Regions from separate parts of the Mus musculus genome. Here region 2 is linked to region 1. Evidence: chromatin loops called from intact Hi-C (ENCODE). Cell type or tissue: left cerebral cortex. All regions are shown on one strand. Each heading gives the region's core, and the rest is flanking DNA. Links, peaks and the distances in the headings are about the cores only. Region 1 has its middle 7.4 kb from the start of Ttll1. Region 2 holds the start of Cyb5r3 (cytochrome b5 reductase 3).

The links. Peaks named below come from ENCODE experiments on the same cell type or tissue, not always from the same donor. Only the 100,000 strongest peaks of a DNase experiment are listed, where the experiment ranks them.
Region 2: a loop joins it to region 1, with 3 times the contacts of the local background. A loop is called at or near these places in 2 of 42 quality-filtered maps.

Annotation. Positions count from the first base shown.
Region 1 is chr15:83,516,825-83,519,730 of GRCm38, forward strand. It overlaps a transcript of Ttll1 not described here. Among named protein-coding and RNA genes, the nearest start is that of Ttll1, 7.4 kb to the left of the region's middle. In left cerebral cortex, for the core only: a CTCF peak has its summit at 1,516 (motif pointing left); a DNase peak (open chromatin) is centred at 1,505.
Region 2 is chr15:83,170,911-83,173,816 of GRCm38, forward strand. Cyb5r3 (cytochrome b5 reductase 3) reads right to left here and starts at 1,273. Exons shown (of 9, transcript NM_029787.3): 1 at 1,202-1,273. The coding sequence starts at 1,222. In left cerebral cortex, for the core only: a CTCF peak has its summit at 1,501; DNase peaks (open chromatin) are centred at 904, 1,389 and 1,882; H3K4me3 peaks cover 1,677 bases; H3K27ac peaks cover 1,376 bases.

The DNA of each region.
Region 1 (2,906 bases), core at 233-2,732:
TGGTGCTGCCCACAGTGGGCTAGGTTTTTTTTGGTTTGTTTGTTTGTTTTTTGTTTTTGCTTTTGTTGTTGTTTGAAATGTGGTTTCCCTATGTAGCATAGTTCTAGCTGCCCTGGACTCACTTTGTAGACTAGGCTGGTGTCAAATTCACAGAGATCTGCCTGTCTCTGCCTCCTGAGTGCTAGAATTAATGTTATGAACCACCAGGACCGGCCTGGGCTAGGTCTTTTTACATAGGTTAACATTAAGACAGACCTCCACTAATAAACTCACAGGCCAAGCTGGTGTAGAGGATTCTTCCATGGGACTCTTTCCTGTTAGGTGGTTTTAGGCTGTGGAAAAAGTTGATTCAAAACTGACCAGCAGGCTTCTGTAAAAAGAACTTCAGTCTTGAACTGCGTTGTAGCCCAGCAGCAGAAAACATGCTCTTATCAGTTAACAGTTTCCTTAAACAGGAAGGTAAACAACTCAAAACAAGCTTTAGGTAGTCCCTGAAACCGACAGGATTCACTAGGCCCCTCCCCAACAAAGCAAGCAATAAAAGCTGAGAGTTCCCCCTCCAAATAGGGAAGCTAAGCTGCAAACATTCTGAGACCAGAGCAGGTGCCTAGAAGAAGCAGAAACCAGCTGAGCCACCTGGAAGAGATTTAAACCAACTGAGGCACCTGGAAAGGACATTCTCCAGCCTGCTGAGCTGCCTGCAGGCTGTGTGGTGTCTCCAGGTTCCCAGCTTTGTGAGCTGTCTCCCATGCTGGGTGGGCTTTGGTGACATGGCTGTCTTTGAGTCATTTCTGTTCCTATAAGTAACCCCAGTGATTCTCATGGTTCACCAAGTTGGATTTTCATGGTATCCATACTTTGGTCTGTTAGAGGCTCCCTCTTGTGTATAGCATCTGCCCAAAAACTTTATCATACAACACATGCTTAGTGTGTACAAACAAGGTATTGGGCTTAATCTCAGGAAAGCAGTGGTGGTGGTGGGGTTGTCCATTTGCCTCACTGTAATTCTGTATGCCCCACATTCTGTATTCAGTCACGATTACAGTTTTATTTTCACCAATAAGAAGGCTGTGAAGTCGGGCAGGAGAAACGGCTCAGCAGCTATGAGTCTTTACTGCTCTTGCAGACAAAGGATGGGAGCTCAGTTCCCAGCGCCCACGTGGCAACTCACAACCCTCTGTAAGTTCAGTTCTAGGGGATCAAATGCCCCCTTCGGGCATTGCATGGGCGTAGTGCACACATCTCCGTGCAGACAAGAAATCCATATACATAAAAATCAAAATAAATACATCTTTTAGAAAAAACCAAAGTAGAGGATGTTGTGAAAACGTGTACTTCTTCTAAACAGAAGAGCCTGGAATTGAAGCTCTGAGGTCTGCTCATTTCTGCTACAGAACCTTCTGCCCTGACCTTCAGCATGGGCTGGTGCCCTGGGTTTCTTAACTCCCCACCCCCATGCGCCTCCAGGGCCCAGTGCCTTTTCCATTCCCAATCATTTACCTTTAGCACCACCTAGTGGAAGCATTTAGTATAATCGGCTCCAGAGAAGTCCCTCTGTGGCGGGGGCTTCTGTGTTTGCGTCCCAGGGCAGGCCTTGTGAAGAGGAAAGACTGCATGGCACTTCCAGGCCTTGCCCCGCTGTCTCCTGGAAGGTATTCAATAAGCCTTGTCCCGTGGATGAGACTTACAGCGGAGGTGAGATGCGGAGGCTCGCTTCAGGACAGTGTGTAGAAAGAAGCACTTGAAAATTCCCGAGTGGGGACACTCTCCTAGGATAGGCTGGAATCCAGAAGTGACCCTTGCCCGGAGGCAGCCAGAGAGACTCAGAATGCTACAGTGGTCCTGACCCGGAGGCTGGCAGGTGGGGAACCAGTCTCTGGGAACAAAACTGGCAGGGTCCAGCTACTTGAGGCATGAGCGCAAACACAGATCTCATCTTCGCCTCCCAGTTCTGCACCAGCAGCTTACAGACCCTGTAGAGGTGGGGCTGAGGGACCAAGAGGACATTTCAACCTGGAAAGCGCTGTAAAATCAGTCATCAGTGGGCAGGTCTTCACCTGGCACCCTTCCAGGAACAGAAGCTAAGAGAGCTGCTTGCTCCCTGGTAGGGGCCTGGCTGTCTATTCTCCTGCTTCTCTTCCCGCTCTCTTTATGGCAAGTTTCTTACACGCACAGCCCGCCTCCGGCTCCACCCCTTGTGTCCTCATACCGGGCTTAGCTCCTCTTCTTCACCGTGTAAAACTGTTCAGTCCGTGAGGAGAGAGCTGCCCTGAAACCTGTAACTAGACGATGCCTCCCTGTGCAACCCTTCTCTGAAACGACATTAGCAAGCCAACGTTTGTTATTAATGCAAGAGTAACCTCAAGTCAGGACCACTGTCCAGAGCATGTCTCTTCACCCAAGAGCAAAACCCAGGTCCGAGATTCAGTTTCTCTATTGAGTTGGATTAGGGCAAAGGGTTGGAAACCAGATCCATTCTATCAGACTGGGAAAGCTGGCCCCACTCCTCACCTTCCAGCTCCCTCCACACCCCAACCCCAAAGTATTGCTTTCAGCATAGATAGCAGGAGCCAGCTGAGAGAGAGAATGCAGATCTACCCCAAAGCCAGGCCTTGCTCCCCACTTCACCTACAGCCCAGGTCTCTTGTTCTGCTTGGTTTTGTTTTTGCACTTGGCCTGTGTGCTGTGGAGAAAACAGACTTTTATAAGCTGCATGGGGTGCATGGCCCTGGCTTGTGACAAACTCTGTCCCCTCCGCAACACCCACCCCAGCCCCTGTGCTTTTCACACATCCTCTCTGCAGACAGCACCCAAGGCCTTTAGAGACCAGGCAACCAGACAGGCGACTTTGTCATTTTGTAAGCCCCCGAGACCTGGGAAGTGGGAGACTGGGAATGCCACACAGG
Region 2 (2,906 bases), core at 284-2,783, 350 kb before region 1:
TGGGGTTTGTTTTGTTTTTTTTTGCCTTGGGCCAGAATGCTCCTTAGATGGTCCATACTGGACTGGTCACTCTCGCAAGAGCAAATGCCATGGCAAGAAGGCTGTCTTCACTAGGAGCCCTGAATCTTGCAGAGAGGAGAGAGGGCACCCTCCAAGACAGGCGCTGGCCTATTCTTGTCATACCCAAAGAGCTGGACACCTCAAGGGTATGTTTGTGTAACTGAGACTGGTCACAGTTCACATGGATGCTCTTAAGAAATCAGGGAGGAGCTGGACGGTGGTGGCCCACACCTTTAATCTGGCACTGGAGAGGCAGAGGCAAGTGGATCTCTGTGAGTTTGAGGGCAGCCTGGTCTACAGTGCATTCCAGGGCTACATTGAGAAACCCTGTCTCAAAAAAGAAAAAAAAAAAGAAAAAAAAGGAAATGAGGAGAGTGAGCTCTAGGATTGTGGAAGGGGCCTTGGTCGATCCAGTAACAGTGAGAGAGCAGATTTATAGACGTTAGACGGTCCCAGCATCCTCAGTGCCCTGGGCTGATGGCCAAGTCTAAGTGACACTTCTTTAGTGACAGTGCAGCTCTGTGAGTAACAAGAATGGCCAGGGCTTTTCTAGGTGACAGCTGGAAAGATCCTGGCCAACTACTGCCTTGTTTATGGCAAGAAGATGCACCCAACCCCTGTAGGGACACCCTACACATTTCTCCCATACACACACGCACCCCAAAGTACTCTTCCTGCCAGCTCACTCGTGTCCACTATTCAGGCCTGCATGTCTTCACACCCACACTCTCATTTCTCACACACGCCGCTGTCGGTTCCTCCACGCACACACCAGTGCACCTACGGTTCACACTTCACGTTCCCATTTACAAAAACCCTCGCACCTTTCACATCCCCCACGGGCGCAGGCACTTCAACTTTCTCACACTCACAAGTCACGCCCACTCAGGCGGGCGCGCACGTCACTCATTCCCTATTCTCATTCGCGCACACCCAACAGGGTCCTCAATGTCCACCCCGCGCTCGGGGCTCCCCCTTGGCCTGAGGCCGGGCCAGAGTGGCGCGGCCACTAGCCAGGGCGTGAGTCACGGTCTGCAAGGGGCCGGGTGGGGCGCGGGGCTCGTGAACCGGTGCTGGGCGCCCCGGATCGTACGGTATCCCCACGGTGCAAGCCTGGGGACCCCAGACCCATGCCGCCTACCGTGCTCAGCTGGGCCCCCATGGTGGCGAAGAAGAGACGGTGGCCTCACGCACGGTTCTACACCCGCTACTCAGCCGGCCGCTCCCCCAACAACCCGCCTCGGTCTCAACACCTCGGAGGCGGGGACGCCCTGCGGAGCCAGTCAGGAGCGCGGAGGTGGGCGGATAGGGGGCGGAGACTCCCAGTGTCCCCGCCCACTTCCGCTTGTGAAGACGGGAGTGCGCGCTGAGTGGCTGACGGCGCTGCACGGAAGAGGCTCGGCGAGAGACTGGCTACTGTGGCGCCTCTGTGTGGCTTCGGGAGGTAGCTTGTGGCTTCTGGGCCTGTTTTGTCCTGGTGAAGAGAACAAGATGTCGCCCCCGTGATGGGCTCTCAAATCCTGAGCCTTCGGTCCTGGGAGCCTGCCGGAGCTGATTGTGCTGGCCAGGGCTCTACCCGCTCACGGGGCGTGTTGCCAACACCGCTGGCTACAGAGTTCAGGCTACAGCCCTGCCCTGCCCCATTTTCAAGCCTGCGAACCAGTCGTTCCTTCCTGAACAAATCTCCAAACGTACTGAGGCCAGTTCCGGATTAAAGTTCAGGTGTCACCTCTTTAGCTAGGCCAGCTCTGGCCCTGTGCTCCCTCCAAGGGACGCCACTAGTGCAGAACGGTCTTTGTAGCGCTTCAGTTATCCTGCCTGTTTATTCACGATGCTCTGCGCCCACGTACCCATTCCACTAGATGGTGGGGCTTCCCCAAGCCAGGAGTCTGCAGTCAGTTCTCTGTGTACCCGGACCTCAGAACAGAGCCTATCACATACTCTATAAACACTCGTATGTCCCTGGCATTCCGGAGTTTTCTTCAACCTGGTCCTGGCCAGATAGGGAATGGAAGACTGCTCTGAGAGCGGCAGAGTGAGGAAGAGACTTGCTGCCTAAAAATTGAGAACTATTAACCAAACTCTTCAATACCGGAACACTTGATGACCCAAGCGTTCAATACCGGAAGAGGCAGGTGGATCTGTGAGTGTTCCAGGCTACACGGTGAGACTGCTAGTTACTTTTCTGTTGCTGTGGTAAAACACCATGACCGAAGGCAACTTTAGGGAAGATGGAGTTTATTGTGTCTCACAGTTCCAGGAGGATAAGAGCCCATTATAGCTGGAAGGCATGGCCGGCCACAAGCAGCAGGAAAACCTGGCTCGGGGAGAAGGATGCTGAGAGATAACACTGTACCTTAAGTGGGAACCTGAGAGAGAGCTGGAAGTGGGGCCAGGCTATAGGCTCTCAAAGCCACCCCAGGCACATTTCTTCATCCAGCAAGACCACACACCTCCGTACCTCCCCACAAACCATCACAAATTGGGGACTAAACGTTCAAATACACGTGCCTATGAGGGCCATTTCTTATTCAAACCACCACAGAGACCCTGTCTCAAATAAATAAATAAGGAGCAATGGTCAGCACATCTGTGATTCCAGAATTTGGATAGTGGAGGCAAGGGTTCAAGGTTATCTGACCCTGGCTACAGATTGACTTGAGGTCAGCCTATGCTACATGAGTCTCCGTCTCAAAGAAACAAACAAGTGAAAAAAAAAAAAAATCAGGAGCTAGGCTGTGGAAGGGCACCTACTACCCTGGGATATGAGGCTGGATCTAATATCAGTTAAGTATTATTCTGCTTTTAATCTCAGCACTTGGGAGGCTGAGACAGGAGGATCACAG